2 separate regions of the Homo sapiens genome follow, and region 1 is linked to region 2. Evidence: read pairs that join two places in POLR2A ChIA-PET (ENCODE). Cell type or tissue: K562. All regions are shown on one strand.

Region 1 (8,000 bases), 530 kb before region 2:
AGTGACATTCTTTCTTTCTAATAAAGCTTTTTCTCTAGAAGTCTGTTTTTCTCTGGTATTAATAGTATACCAGCTTTCTTTGGTTACTGGCTTTCCAGTTTATATTTTTCTATCTTTAGCTTTTTGTTTTTGCATGGAGAGAAGTTCTTAATCTTTTGCATACCTTTTTTTAAATTATGGTAAAATATATCTAGCGTAACATTTGCCATTTTAACCATTCAAAGTATACAATTTGTCCTTTTACTTGTATTTTTTGAGAGGGGGTGTCACTCTGTCATCCAGGCTGGAGTGCAGTGTCACGATCTCAGGTGGCTAGCTGCAACCTCCGCCTCCCAGGCTCAAGTGATCCTCCCATCTCAGTCTCCCAAGTAGCTGGGACTATAGGTGTGCACCACCACTCCCAGCTAATTTTTGTAGAAACAGAGTTTCACTATGTTGGCCAGGCTGTTCTCGAACTCCTGCCTCAGCCTCCCAAAGTGCTGGGATTACAGACATGAGCCACTGTGCCCAGCCTCCATATTCTAATTTTTTCTTTCTTTCTTTCTTTTTTTTTTTTTTTGGAAACGGAGTCTCACTGTGTCGCCCAGGCTGGAGTGTAGTGGCGTGATCTCAGCTCACTGCAAGCTCTGCCTCCCGGGTTCACACCATTCTCCCGCCTCAGTCTCCCAAGTAGCTGGGACTACAGGTACCTGCCACCACGCCTGGCTAATTTTGTTTTTGTATTTTTAGTAGAGACAGGGTTTCACCATGTTAGCCAGGATGGTCTCGATCTCCTGACCTCGTGATTTGCCTGCCTCAGCCTCCTGAAGTGCTGGGATTACAGGCGTGAGCCACCGTGCCCGGCCATTCTAATTTTTTCAACTGACCCATAATGTTTTCTATGACTTCATTTTTTTGTCCAGGACAGGATCAGTCTAGGATCACCTGTTAACATTTAGTTGGCATGTCTCTTTAGTCTCCTTTAATCTGGAACAGTTCCCCATCCTTTCTTTCTTTGTCTTTTATGACATTGAGATTTCTGGAGAATACGGTCCTTTTCTTTTCTTTCTTTCTTTTTTTTGAGACAGAGCCTTGCACTGTCGCCCAGACTGGAGTGCAGTGGCTCAATCCCAGCTCACTGCAACCTCTGCCTCCTGGGTTCAAGTGATTCTCCTGCCTCAGCCTCCAGAGCAACTGGGACCATAGGCGTGTGCCACCACACCTGGCTAATTTTTTTGTATTTTTAGTAGAGACAAGGTTTTACCATATTGGCCAGGCTGTTCTCAAACTCCTGACCTTGTGATCTGTCTGCCTCAGCCTCCCAAAGTGCTGGGATTACAGGCATGAGCCACCGCATCCGGACCCTTTTGTACTTTTTATTTTATTTTGTTTTTATTTTTTATTTATTTTTTTGAGATGGAGGCTTGCTCTGTTGCCCAGGCTGGTGTGCAATGGTGCGATCTCAGCTCACTGCAACCTCCGCCTCCCAGGCTCAAGCCAATTCTCCTGCCTCAGCCTCCCGAGTAGCTGGGATTACAGGTGCCCACCACCATGCCTGGCTAATTTTTGTATTTTTAGTAGAGATGGGGTTTCACCATGTTGGCCAGTCTGGTCTCGAACTCCTGACCTTGTGAACTGCCCACCTTGGCCTGCCAAAGTCTGGGACTACAGGCGTGAGCCACCATGCCTGGCCGACATTTTTAAAATGGTTCCTTGTTTTAAGTTTGTATGATATTTCCTTGTGATTAGATTCAGGTTATGCATTCCCAGGCAAAATACTAAGTATGTGGCAGGCATGTACTTCCCAAGGCTTTACACCCTGGAGCACACAGTTTTCATCTGCCCCTTCTTTATCTGTTAATTTTGTCAACCTAGCCAAGAGATTGTTTGCTTTCTCCACTCATATAGTTAATATTTTTTCTCCTTGCTACAATTAATAAGCAGTCTGTCGGGGGAGATACTTTAAAATCATGCCAGTATTCTAATTTTGTTAGAATTTCCCCTGGGATTGTTTTGCTTTTAACTTTGCCATACCCTTAATGTTTTAGGCACATGTCTTATAAAAACCTAGAATTTGTTTTTTGTTCAACCTGACAATCTCTTTTTAAGATGTCAATTTTAGCCTATTTATTATGAATAACAAATTCATAATAAATTCATAAATAATAAACTCAATGAATTAATTTATTATTAATTAATTGACTGTTTCTAACTTCTTATTTTGTGTTTTTGTTTACCCTTCTTATATTTAAAGAAGAATAAATTTAACACCTATATACATATGATTCTACCCTGGGTTTTTGTGCTATCTTTTTCTTTCTTCTTTTGGATTGATTGATTGTTTTTAAAACATTTCTTTTTTGTCTATATCAGTTTTAGAACTTAGGCATTCTATTTCTATAACTGAATACCCTTGTATTTTTAACCTGCATCATTGATTGGCTAATATCACTTCCTACCTTTCTGAACAATAAAAGGACCTTAGAAAATCTTAACTCCAGCTCTAACTCCCATATTAGTTATTACTGTTGTTCCATATTTTAGAATTATCTTTTTTTAACTTCCAACATTGTCATTATTATTATTTATTCAGGGATATTTACATTTGCCACCATGCCAATTGCTTTAGTCACCGTTTCCTTTGCCTCTTGGTCCTTCTTCTTTTTAAAATACATCTGTTAGAAGTATCTTCAGGCCAGCCACGGTGGCTCATGCCTGTAATCCCAGCACTTTGGGAGGCTGAGGCGGACAGAGCACCTGAGGTCAGGAGTTTCAGAGCAGCCTGGCCAAGATGGCGAAACCCTGTCTCTACTCAAAATACAAAAATTAGCCAGGCCTGGTGGTGCACGCCTGTAATCCCAGCCACTTGGGAGGCTGAGGCAGGAGAATTGCTTGAACCTGGGAGGTGGAGGTTGCAGTGAGCCGGGATCGTGCCACTGCACTCCAGCCTGGGGGACAGAGTGAGACTCCATCTCAAAAACAAATAAAAAAAAAGTGTCTTCATTGAGGAGTTTGGTGGAAAACCCTACCAGTTTTTTTATTTGTCTGAGAAGGGTTATTTTCACCCTCATTTAAAAAGTCTTTTTATTGTAAATTTCAAGCATATACAAATGTAGACAGACTAAACTCCAACATATATCAGCTCATGGCCAATCTTGCTTCAATCTGTACCCCCATCTATTCCCCACCCCCAAAATTTAAAAGATAAGTACTCTTTGTTTAAAAAAAAAGGATACTACAGTTATCAAGTATTTAGAAATTTGCAGTTCCTTGTATGAAGTATACAGTCATTGCTCATATTTCCCTGATTGCCTTGGGGTTTTTTGGTTAGTTATTTTGTTTAGTGAGGATCCAAACAAGGTCCACGCATTGCATTTGGTTGCATTATCTTACATCTCCCTTACTCTATAGGTTTCCACCTCCCATTTTATCCTCCTTGCAATTATTTCTGGAGGAAAGTGGGTTATTCATTCACAGGCTGGATTTTCCTGATTGCATTCACGTGGTGTCCTCAAGCATAATTCCTCTGTCTCCTTTATTTCCTGAAAACTGATTTGTAGGTGTAGAGGCTTATTCAGATTTGGGTTTGATTTCTCAGGCAAGAACACTTCATTGGTGGTATGTGTCCTTCCACCAGGAGGCAGGTTCAGCCTGTCTCCCTTTGTGATGTTGAGATGGATCAATGGATTTCAGTGTGTCAGTCTTGTCTATACATTACATGTAATTTTCCATCAGCTTTTCACCAGGCAGGCATTTCTACCATTGCTTAGGTCTATCATTTCATTAGGGGTTTTGAAATAGTTATATCTAGTTCTGTCACTCCTTCTTCATGTATTAGCTGGAATGCTTTCAAGAGAAACCCTTTCACTAACTGTTTATCTACCCTGAAGTCCGGTTTATACAGGAAAGGCTTGATTGTTTCCACTTCCAATTATTTTTAACTCATTTTAAAAATAATATGGTGGTTCTCTAGTAACTTTTAAATAAAACCAATGAGGTCTTTTAAAAATATATCATTATGAACTCACAGATTTTAAAATATTTTGTGTGGTTCCATCACACATTGCAGGTGGATTTTTTTTTTTTTGGATTCTCAAATTGTCCCATCTTTGGTAAGACAGCATCTCTCAGGCAGGCTCCTAGTCCCTTTAATACTCTCCCTTTGACAGCTTCCTTGCTTTCCAGTATGAACAGATGTCTCAGGCTCACCTTGCCTGAGCTGTGAAACAGGAGGAGGAAGAGATCCAGCCCAGTGGGTCTTTAAAACTGTGAGCTCCTTGAGGGCAAAATGCAAGTGTTTTCTCTCTGGTGTTTTTGCATGGAACCTGCCTGGCTCAGGGCTAGGCGCTGGGTCTAGGGATGGGCTCCTAGATACCCGTGGCTCATCAGGGAGGCAGGCGCAGGGAAGGCTGAGATCTGGAAGCTTGACAAGGTATCTCTCTGTCTGAAAATGCTGGGGCCCTCCTCCCCATAGGGACTAGTAGGAGCAAAGCTTGACACCTCAACCCCTAAACCCCTTGTTTCGCCCATTCTGTGTCTCCACCCTTCTCCTTGACACTTGCCTAGGTCAGAACCATCCAGTCCTGGACATGGGACCACATCGGCGACTGCAGTGGACGTGGCTGGGCCGGGCTGAGCTGCAGTTTGGGAAGCAGATACTGCATGTGTCCACCGTGCAGATGTGGCTGCTGCTGAAATTCAATCAGACAGAGGTGCTTCAGCCCTTAGCCTCTCTCTGCCTTCTCTGCTACCTTATCTGTCGCTGTTCTCCTCCTAAACCCTGTTCCTCCTTCATCCTTACTCCCCTCTTCCTTTTCTTTCCTTTGACTCCTGACTGGGCGTTTCTGCTCATCAGGAGGTGTCAGTAGAGACCTTGCTGAAGGATTCTGACCTCTCCCCAGAGCTGCTGCTCCAGGCACTCGTGCCCCTCACCTCAGGGAATGGCCCTTTGACCCTGCATGAGGGCCAGGACTTTCCACACGGGGGTAGGTCATTGGGGGCCGGGCTGAGCCTCTGCTGCTGGTCGGGGGGTCGCCCTCAAGATGGGGGGACTGTGAGAATGGGGTCATCTTAGTCCCCATTCATCTGTCCCTCTGCCTCCTCTGGTACCTGACCGGGAGCGGGTTCCAGGTGTGCTGCGGCTTCATGAGCCTGGGCCCCAGCGCAGTGGGGAGGCCCTGTGGCTGATACCTCCCCAGGCATACCTGAACGTAGAGAAGGATGAAGGCCGAACCCTGGAACAGAAGAGGAATCTCTTGAGCTGTCTTCTTGTTCGTATTCTCAAAGCCCATGGGGAAAAGGGCCTCCACATTGATCAGCTGGTTTGTCTGGTAGGCAGAGAGGGGACCATGAAGTTGGCGGAGGGAGGGAGTCATGCTTGGGATTGGGGATGAACACAGTGAACTCTTTCAATATAAGACTTCTGTAGGGTGACATTTCCATCTGGGTTTTCTGTTCCTGACAGAGCAGATAGACAGCAGATAAAGATAAGGCATGAGTGTTTACCATGAACCAGGCCCTATGCTAAGAGTTTGCATGATTAAGTCATTTAATCCAGCCAGGTACAGTGGCTCATATCTGTGATCCTAGCACTTTGGGAGGCCAAGGCAGGCGGATCACTTGAGGCCAGGAGTTTGATACCAGCCTGGCCAACATGGCGAAACCCTGTGTCTACCAAAAATATAAAAATTAGCTGGGCATGGTGGCACATGCCTGTAATCCCAGCTACTTGGGAGGCCGAGGCATGAGAATTGCTTGACCCAGGAGGCGGAGGTTACAGTGAGCCAAGACTGCCACTGTACCCCAGCCTGGGCAACAGAGCAAGACTCTGTCTCAAAAAGAAAAAAAGTCATCATTTAATCTTCACAACAATCCTAGAAATGTTATTTTATTTCATTTGACAGATAAGAACAGTGAAGTATGAGAAACTTAGTAGTGGCCGGGCGCGGTGGCTCATGCCTGTAATCCTAGCACTTTGGGAGGCTGAGGTGGGTGGATCACTTGAGGTCAGGAATTCGTGACCAGCCTGGCCAATATGATGAAACCCCATCTCTACTAAAAATACAAAAATTAGCCAGGCGTGGTGGTGCACACTTGTAGTCCCAGTTACTTGGGAGGCTGAGGCGGTAGAATCACTTGAACCCAGGAGGCAGAGATTGCAGTGAGAGATGGTGCCACTGCACTCCAGCCTGGGCAATAGAGTGAGACTGTTGGGAAAAAAAAAAAAGAGAGAAACTTAGTAACTAATCCACAATCACACAGCTAGTAAGTGGCAGAGCTGCCAGACACCATGGCTCATGCAGGAGGATTACTTGAGTCCAGGAGTTTGAGGGTGCAGTGAGCTGTGATCAGGCCACTGCACTCTGGCCTGGGTGACAGAGCAAGACTGTCTCTTAAAAAAAAAGGGGGGGAAAAATAAGTGGCAGAGCTGGGCATTGAGCCCAGCAGCCTGCTCCCTACATAAAAGTGGACTTCTTGTTTCTTTCCTCCTATCCAGGTGCTGGAGGCCTGGCAGAAGGGTCCAAATCCTCCTGGAACCCTGGGCCACACTGTTGCTGGGGGTGTGGCCTGTACCAGTACAGATGTCCTCTCTTGCATCCTGCACCTCTTAGGCCAGGGCTACGTGAAACGGCGTGATGACCGGCCCCAGATCCTGATGTATGCCGCTCCAGAGCCCATGGGGCCCTGCCGGGGTCAGGCAGATGTCCCTTTCTGTGGCAGCCAGAGCGAAACCTCCAAGCCCAGGTAGCCACTGCACCTGACCCCTTGCAGTGAGGCGGGAGAGGTGGTCATGCCAAAGCCAAGATCCCTTGTGGAGAAACACTTCCCTTCTTTCTTTGTCTGATCCCCTTTTCCCTATCCCTGTTATTTCCCTGACTTTGGTAGTTTTTATTGACCCTCCCAGCACCACCACCCCTTTCCAATCAGAGGCCTGCAAATATGTATTGAGTGCTAACTATGTACTCTACTCAGTTAAATATACAAACTTTCAGGAAGTTTGTTCTACAGAGGAATTTGCCATAGGATTTCTCTAATCAACCAGCACCCCTAAAGCTTTTTAATGTTCATTGGAAGCTGTTATGGCCCTGCTTTTCATGCCTGCTGTTTGCATCATGTGTAAAGTGAATTATCGCGAGTAATCTTTCTCAAACCTCAACATGGCGCCAGTGTTAAAATGCAGATTTAACAGCAGAGCTCTCTGTGCTGCCTGTGCTGCTGGTCCACAGACCACACTTGAGCAGTAAGGATGGAGACTCCTGTTCTCACTACAGGTGCTGCCACCATTTGGGGTGAGACCTACAGTGGGACTGTCCCATCAGCTATTGGTCTCTTAGCACCCTGACCCCTAGATACCTATTTTGTCCCCAGTCATTGCAACAGCCAGCCCCACCCTGACATTTACAGGTGCTTCTGTGGAGGATCTGCTCTGACGGTTGGTTTGGGTGGTTATCCTGAGGCTGCTTAGGCAAGCGAGCAAGTATGCTCAAAGAGGGAGCTGGGGGCCAGGTGGGGTTCAGTTAGTAGGCTGGATAGCAGGGCAGGAATACTGACTTCTGTCTCTTCCCTCCCCACAAGCCCAGAAGCTGTGGCTACCCTGGCATCTCTACAGCTGCCTGCAGGCCGCACCATGAGCCCCCAGGAAGTAGAAGGGTTGATGAAGCAGACGGTGCGTCAGGTGCAGGAGACGCTGAACTTAGAGCCAGATGTCGCTCAGCACCTTTTGGCTCATTCCCACTGGGGCGCTGAACAGCTGCTGCAGAGCTACAGTGAGGACCCTGAGCCACTGCTGCTGGCAGCTGGGCTGTGCGTACACCAGGCTCAGGCTGTACCCGTACGGCCTGACCACTGCCCCGTCTGTGTGAGCCCCCTGGGGTGTGACGACGACCTGCCCTCTCTCTGCTGCATGCACTATTGCTGTAAGGTGAGGCCCCACCAGCATTGCTCCTGCCCCTGGCTTTCTGCCCTACCCTAACAAAATTCCTTGGGAATTCTTGGGTTCTAGCCCAGCACTGCCATTTTCA
Region 2 (8,000 bases):
TCCCTCTTGCCCAGTGACATGGACTGAATTGTATTCCCTCAAATTCATATGTTGGAGCCCTAAACTCCAGTGTGATGGTATTTGGAGATGGGCCTTTGGGAGGTAATTGGGTTTAGATGAAGTCATGAGGGTGGGGTCCCCATGGTGGGATAAGTGCCCCTGTAAGAAGATACCAGAGAGTTTTCTGGCTGTCTCTCTCTCTCTGTCTCTGTGAGAAAGCAGCTGTCTGCAAGCCAGGAAGAGGAGAGAATCCTCATCAGAAACCAAATTCACGAGCACCTTGATCTTGGACTTCCCAGCCTCCAGAACTAGAAGAAATAAACATCTGTTATGTAAGCCACCCAGTCTGTAGTATTTGGTTATAACAGCCTGAGCTGCCTGAAACAGACAGCATCACCAGACAAGGCTGCAGGTGGGTGGAGGTAGGGAGGCTGTGGGAGCCCTGAGGGGTGCTCTGAACCTGCCAGGTTCTTCTCCTGGTTCTACCCTTCCCCCATGAGCTGCATGACTCTAGGTGAGTCACTGGGATTTGGTCTTTCCATCCGGACAATGGGTCCTGACCCTGCCCTCTCCACTGCAGGTGGGTGTGGGAATCTCCAGGAAAGAGAGGGTGGGTCTCTGGGACAAGAGGGTCCTTTAGCTTCTACCCATCCCTCACCCCAAGGCCGGAGGCAGCTGCTGCCACAAAGACAATTGTCAATCAATCCTGAGTCAAAACACCTCAATCTCCAGAGAACATCTGACACAGGGGCAGGCAGGCTGTGGCCCTGCCCTCAGGGAGCTTACTGTTAGAGCCAGCCAGCCCACAGTTAGGGCCAACAGAGTCCCAATTTAAATCCCAGGAGGAGGGGGAGAAGCCCCCAACAGCCGCAGCCTAGACTCAGTGGCTGGCTAGGTGCATCTGCAAGTCCAAAGGCAGCTATGGCCCTTTGTCCTTCTCTCATCTGCCTCAGCCCCTCCCTCACTGCTAGGTGAAAGTCCTCTGCCTCCCACCGGGATGTGAGCACTGTGAGGCCTTGGGTGCTGCTGTCCTGGGGCCTAACAGAGTGCCTGCACATGGGAGGTGCTCATCTGGTGAAGGAAGAAATGGCTGATGAAACTCAATTCTTGCCTGCTTCCCTGTTTTCTCAACAAAGCCCCTCACCTGGGGCTTTGAGATGGGGAATATTACAAAGTCATGGGCAAGAGTGTTTTGGGAGGGATGTGGGGTAAAAAAGAAGAGAGGGAAAGAGACATACTTTCAACCAGACCGTGGGTGAGGGGCAGATTTGGGCAGAAACTTAAGAGAGTAGAAGACAGGGGTGTCTAAGAGGTCCCCTGGAGCTGTGGGCCCCCTTCCCCACTGTGGCCTTCCAGCTGAAGCTGGAGGCTGTGGGCATGGAGTATCCTGAGGCACAATCACTCCCCAAAAATTCCTCCACCACATCCTTGCTGGCTCCCTGTCTGGTGTTGATTTGGGGTGCCGGGGTTCTCCTTTTCAGAGAGTCTGGTGCCTGGGGGCTTGGAAGGGCTGAGAGAGGCCCTGAGGCCAAAGGCCTTGTAGGGTGACACGGTGGGGGCACAGGAAGGTCTTGCACAATGGGTGATCCTGGGTGTAGAGGGTGCCTTAGGTATTCCCCACCCCCACCCCTGCCCCTCACAAGAGGTTGCCAGATAAAATACAGGCTTCTCAGTTAAATATGAATTTCAGAGTCCTCAGCTCTGGGACTCCCTTCTGCATAGAAAGAATAAGCAAAAAATAAATGTTTAGTATAAGTAGGCCTCAAATATTGCATGGGCCCATGGGTGTCCTGTATTTTCATTTGTAACACTTGGCAACCCTACCCCAGTGTGCACCCTGGCCTTCATCAGGGACACGTTTCTCCGTCCAGGCTGCCTGGCGTGGGGAAGGCCCGAGTGGCGGTGGGCCAGCAGCCCTGCTCCAGGGGAGCTAGGAAGGGCCTGGGATGTGTGGGCTCCATGGCTGTTGCCCAGGTACGGGCAGTGGCTGTAGTGAGTGGTGAGGTGGGGCGTGTGTTTAATGGGGGAGGGGAGCTGGGCAGTGGCAGAGCCAGAGAGACAAGGGAAAATTTTTTTGTGGGTTCCTGTCTTGTTCCCTCCCCAGACTCACTGCCACTGTGGGCCTGAGTCATCGGGAGAAGGGGTTGGGACAGATAAAATTTTTCCACTCAGCCCCCAGCCCAGCAACCTGGCTCACCTGATCGACACCGCCCATTTGGAGGGAAATTCCAGGCCTAAATCCTGTCCGAAATTCTCTCTCTGGCCAGCCAGCCTGCAAAGGGGTTGGGAGCTCCTGGGGCTGGGAACATCTCCGGGCAAGGGAACTGGCTCTGGGACTCCCTTCTGTGCAAAGGAGAGAGAGAGGAAAAAAAAAAAGAGAGAGAGAGAGCCTGCTGAGGGGGAGCTGATGTGGCCACAGCTGGTCCCACTGAGGGCTGGGCTTGGGAGCGGCGGGGATGTGAGAGGGAGGCTGGGGTTGTGACGACATGTGCCAGATTTCTCCTGAGACTCAGGATCCAGCTGACACCAGTTTAGACCATCTCAGCCCCTGTGTGTGTGTGTGTGTGTGTGTGTGTGTCTGTATGTGTGGCATCTATGTGTATGTGTGGTGTCTGTGTGTGTGTGGTGTGTGTGGTGTCTGTGTGTGTCTGCATCTGTGCATGTCTGTGTGTGTGTGCGTGTGGTGTCTGTGTGTGTGTCTGTGCGTGTGGCATCTGTGTGTGTGTGTGGCACCTGTATGTGTCTCTGTGTGTGTATCTGTTGTGTGGTGTCTCTGTGTGTGTGTGTGTGGTGTCTGTGTATGTGAGTGTGTATGGTGTCTGTGTGTCTGTGTGTGTCTGTATGTGTGGCATCTATGTGTGTGTGTGTGTTGCCTGTGTGTGTGTGTGTGTGTGTTGCCTGTGTGTGTGTGTGGTGTCTGTGTGTGTGTGTGGTATCTGTGTGTGTGTGAGTCTGTGTGTGTATGTGCCTGTGTGTGGTGTCTGCGTGTGTGTGTGGTGTCTGTGTGTGTGTGTGGTGTCTGTGTGTGTGTCTGTGGTGTGTGTGTGGTGTCGGTGTGTGTGTGTCTGTGTGTGTGTGTGCCTGTGCGTGTGTGTGGGGGTGTCTGTGTGTGTGTGGTGTGTCTGTGAGTATGGTGTGTGAGTGTGTGTGTATGCATGCCCTTCTTGCCACACTGCTGGTGGTTAGAGGGGCTGCAGTTACAGAGCTATTGCCGACATGAAGCCCCTATTTTTTAACCCGGTCAGTGTTCAAGGCCCTTTGTGTTCAGACCTCAAGGTACCTTCCCGTGGTTATCTGCTGCTGCTCCCTTCCGTGCCCTGGGCTTGACTCCAGGTTCTCAAACTTAAATGTCTTCAGGAACTAGACAGGTAACTGGGGACAAGGGAAGTGGACTGGGGCAGAAAAGGATGGGGATGAGGGTGGGGCGATGGGAGGAGGTGTGCTACTCAACTTCTCAATGGTTGTTGCATTTCTGGAATTTAAGACTCCAAAGCCCATCCTCCCACCCCCACTCCACTGTTTACCTTCTGGCTTTGGTGATGGGCTGCACCTTTTCTGAGGACGCTGTGCAGGCCAATGCGGGTGGGCCAGACAGAACATGTCTGAGGACGGGATGTGGTCCACGGGGTGCCAGTTTGCAACCTCCTCATCCAGCCAAACTGTACTTTTTGCCATTCCGTTGTATAGGACTGTCCTATACCTGCCTCTGTGCCAGAATCGGGCTCAAATTATGGCTCTGCTCATTTATTATAGCTACATGGCTTTGGGCCTCAGTTTTCTCATCTGTAAAATGGATATATTAATAGTATCCACATCTGGTGGTAATATGAAGAATGAATGTGTTAATATATGCAAAGCACTGAGAAGTATGCCAGACACATAGCATTCAATAGGTATAAACCGTCATCATCACTATTATTATTAGACGGCTCAAATGTTGCCTCCTCCGGGAAGCCTTCCCTAGTCCCACAGCTGGAATTAATCTCTCCCTCAGCTGAGTTCCTACTGCATTCTTTCTGTCTTGTGTTACAGTTAGTGTCTACATGACTGACTGTCCTGTTGGAGTGTCACCTCTTGGAGGCCAGATCCGTGCCCCATTGATCTTTATGTTTCTCAGTCATTCATTTAGCAGTTACTGAGTGTCTTTGATAGCCAGGCATTGTGCCGGGGGCAGGAGATATGATGGTGAGAAGATATGGCCCTTATCACTTGGCTCTGTGCCTAGGTTAGTGTTCACAGAGAGATTCTGGGCTTGTGGAGACACTGCCTTCCTGCCACCTGGTGTCTCCTTGCATCCCTGTGGAGTGGGCTGGGACGGTGGAGCCCAGGCTCAGCTGACAACCCCAAGGGCAGCTCCACCTACAACGCGATCCCACCACACTGGGAGGGACACAAGCAAATAGACACATGTCTCCCTGCCAGCCCTGTGTCCTCCAGGTGGGAACTGGGATAGTCCTGGCAGGTTGGGGACCAGCTCTGTGCCCATACCAGGTGGAGACTCCCCACTCCTGGGTCAACCCCCAGCTCCTGTACTACTGCACCCCCAGAGACACTCACTCAGCTCCAACCTCAGGATTCAGGCCTCAAATCCAAGATGTGACCTGGAGAGATAACTGAACTAGACATTTACAAGCTCTAGAGTCAGACTCCCTGGGTGTGACTGCCAGTTATTGGCCTCTTTGGGCCTCAGTTCCCCAGAGAGGAATTATGTGAGTTAATACCTGGATAGCTCTTAGCATTGGTATGGGTCATTTTCACTAGGCAGGGGCATAGGAGCCCCAGGTTGGTTATTGACCTACTCCTTACTCCCCGTGGTCAGGAGAGAGGGTAAGATACCTCTGAAATCTGCCTGCAGGGGCACATGGTGTAAGACAGGAAGGAGGGACAGCTTTGTCTCCCAGACCCCCAGCTATGAGTGGGATCCTGATCACGTGGCTCAGGGAGGCCCTGGCTGCAGCGTCCTGGTGGGGCATGGACAGGAGGGGCCTCCCACCTACACCCCAGCAGGATCCATCACTGGGCCTCCCAAGGCAGTGGAGTGGGGAGGAGGTGCTGAAAGACTGGGCTTGGGAAGCCTAGCACGGGACCCCGGCCTCCCCTCCCCCACCAGGCCAGGATGAAAGCTCCCTTCTCTAACCCCTTAAGACCCTGGTCTTGGTCCTCATTAAAAACTCTAATCCTCCAGCCCTCACTGCAGATGCAGAGGCCTCCACTCCCAGGTCTGGCTGGGAGGGGACAAGTGATAGACTCTGTCCTTCTGCACAACCAGGCTGAGCCTAGGCTCCTAAAGCACTGGTCGGTGGGTGTCTAGGGACCACTGGGACCCCAGGACACAGCTTCTGGGAAATGGAGGAGGGTGAAGACAGGCTTCTGAGGGGAGGAGTCCTGGGAAAAGAGGGATAGGAGGAGGAGGTGGTGGCAATGTCCTGACCAAGTGGGAGAGTCCCTGGCAAGAGACACTTCTCCCTTCCTTTCACCCTTGCCACCCCGGAAATCCCCTGCTGAGGGGTCCTCAGAGGGTAGTCCCAGGCACCCAGCTCAGGGCACCTCTGCTGGAATGGAGCAATGAAGGCCCAGGATCCAGGCCAGGGGCCCTCGAGCCCTCAGTTTCCTCTGCTCTCCAATGGGGCAGATCACTTCCTCACTTGCTCCTGCCTCCCCTCCTGGGCCAGCATGAGGGCAGAGGGAAAGGCCAAAGAGAACACATTTTGGCAGGTAAGCATAGCAAGTGCAGGAGGAGGCAGGGGTCAGCGTTTGCTAAGCATTTGTAATTGGCTCCTGGTCCCTGTGGCCAAGTGCTGGCCTGCATTATTTCCACTGGTCCAGAGGTTCCCAGTGAAGTGTGGAGCAATCTCATTCCTTCCCTTTTACCTCCATTCCTCCCTGAGGCTGCCGAGAGCAGCTTCTCTAAGCCTTCCCCTTCTATGCTGCATAAAAAAGGGCTTTGTTGGGAGGCCCAAGGTTTTCCAGGCCCATCATTATCACCCCATATCTACCAGGCCTCCTGAGTTGGGGATGCTGGGCTGGGGGCTATTGGGAGCTCTGGGAAGGGAAAACAGACAGCCTCCCAGGCTAACAGACAGCCTCCCAAGACAGAGCCTCTGTCCCCAGAAACCACGTTTGGAATCAGAGAAACACACACTCTATGTCGTCCAGTGTTGGCTGAAAGGGGCAGGTGGTCAGTTACCTAGACCTCATACATAATCAACTGTATTTCATCAAAAGCAAGACGCACAATTAAATTACACACCACTAAGAAGGAAAACCGCTGCTAATTAAACTCTGACACAGTGCCTTTTTGTTATTGATCCCGGGGAACATCCTGAGTTCAGATGTTAAATGTGGAAAATGTGTGTCAGAGAATCAAAATAAAGTTAAAAACATTTCTATCAACATTTGTCTTGGACATAGTGTCCATAGTGTTCTGCATCTTGTAGTGTTTACTTAGAAGTGTTTACTGAGGTTTCTGAGATTAGGCATAAATGTATGATGTAAAAGATGATGTAAAGCCATCAGCACAGTACCTGGTATAAAGTAAACTGTCATTAAATGTTAACTATTATTGCTGTTGCTATTATATGTACAAGGACTTTATATGTATATGAAAGTCCTTCAGCTCCCGAATCTTTCATTGTTCTAGAGGCTAAGGTCTGAGGACACCAGTGGCTAGAGTCAGAGGTGCCAGGAAAGCTGAGGAGGCAGCCTGGAGGAGGGGCCGTTCCATGTGTGAAGTCTGCAGTGTCTCTATAACCTTTGGAGGCATCAGAAGGGGCCTGAGCCCAAAGGCTGCCTTTGCCAGTTCCCCAGAAAAGTGAGGCCCCTGACTTATTACCCCTATGAGTCAGTCAATCAATCAATCATCCAATCAATCCATTCATTAAGACACTTATTGAACACCTGCACCATGACAGTCTCTGTGCTAAGTCCCTCCTTCAGCAGCCCCCACCTGGCCCCTGCCTGTTAGGAGCATCCAGGCTCAGCTATTCGAACTGGCACATCAAAGGGGGATTGGCCCTGATCCCTCATCAGAGGCTTCTTTCCAGGGATCGGCCTGAAGATGTGGCAGCTCCTCTGCTTCTCTCACCATCCCCAATCTCACCCGCAACAGGGGAAGGGATCTTCATTTCCCAGGCACTTCTAGGCCTTTGTAGAGCCTGCTCCCTCTGCCAGGACAGTCTTGGTTCTGTGCTGTGCAAAATTCCTCTCTTTCCCTTTCTTTCAAAACAGGTTTCAAGCCCCTTCTCCAGAAAACTTTCTTTGAAAACGTCTGTCCTCCACTCAGCTTTCCTGCCCTGTTTCTTAGTGCTCTCAGAATATAGTGTATACCCTGCAAATTGTTCCCTCCTGTGGTCTGGGCTTCTTTCCTGCCTACCTGTCCCGTCTCACGTGGCCAGCTACCAGTTGTAAAAGGACTGGTGATCTGGCACTAGGATACTGATGCCTCACCTTTAATTCATAGCATTTTACCTCCCAAATTTGTGTGGTGTGCTATTGGGGAGCTAGGCACTGTGATAGGCGGTGGGGTGGCCCTGCCCTCAGAACCCTCTCAGCCTGCTGGGCTATAATGTCCCCCTGCCCCCACCACACCACATCCCTCTTGCCTTGAATCCCAGCTTCATCCAGTGGAGACCTGTGGTGTGCCTGTCCTTCATCAGACTGGGGTGTCCCCCTGAAGAGGGAACAGTGTGTGGTGAGCTCTTGCAGGGGGCCCTTTGCTCCCCTCCAGCTGCAGAGCACCGGCTAACCTTGTCCTCACTCCCCCTGCTACCCAAGCAGGCCCACGGTTGTTTATGGTTCAAATGCAGACCCCAGGGGCTGAGGCCTCTCCAACACCCAGAACTGAGCTGTCCCGTCCTCAGCTTTCCAAGAACAGGCTCTGTCGAGCACACATGGTTGTGAAACGATCCTGCTGGGCTCTCTAAGAGATGAGGCCATTTATGGGCTGAGTGGGCTGCCGTGGGCTGCCAAGGGTCAGGCTGGGGACCTGTGTGCGTTGAGAC

Evidence for each region. Peaks named below come from ENCODE experiments on the same cell type or tissue, not always from the same donor. Only the 100,000 strongest peaks of a DNase experiment are listed, where the experiment ranks them.
Region 1: POLR2A ChIA-PET joins it to region 2 with 10 read pairs; 2 of 35 experiments call an interaction of 5 or more read pairs at or near these places.

What each region holds. Positions count from the first base shown.
Region 1 is chr6:43,208,604-43,216,603 of GRCh38, forward strand. CUL9 (cullin 9) reads left to right here. Exons shown (of 41, transcript NM_015089.4): 27 at 4,546-4,691; 28 at 4,835-4,964; 29 at 5,110-5,309; 30 at 6,476-6,723; 31 at 7,555-7,900. Among named protein-coding and RNA genes, the nearest start is that of DNPH1, 17 kb to the right of the region's middle. In K562, a CTCF peak has its summit at 3,617 (motif pointing right); no DNase peak of the experiment used is centred here.
Region 2 is chr6:43,735,539-43,743,538 of GRCh38, forward strand. No RefSeq gene overlaps it. Among named protein-coding and RNA genes, the nearest start is that of VEGFA, 31 kb to the right of the region's middle. In K562, no CTCF peak of the experiment used is centred here; a DNase peak (open chromatin) is centred at 4,256.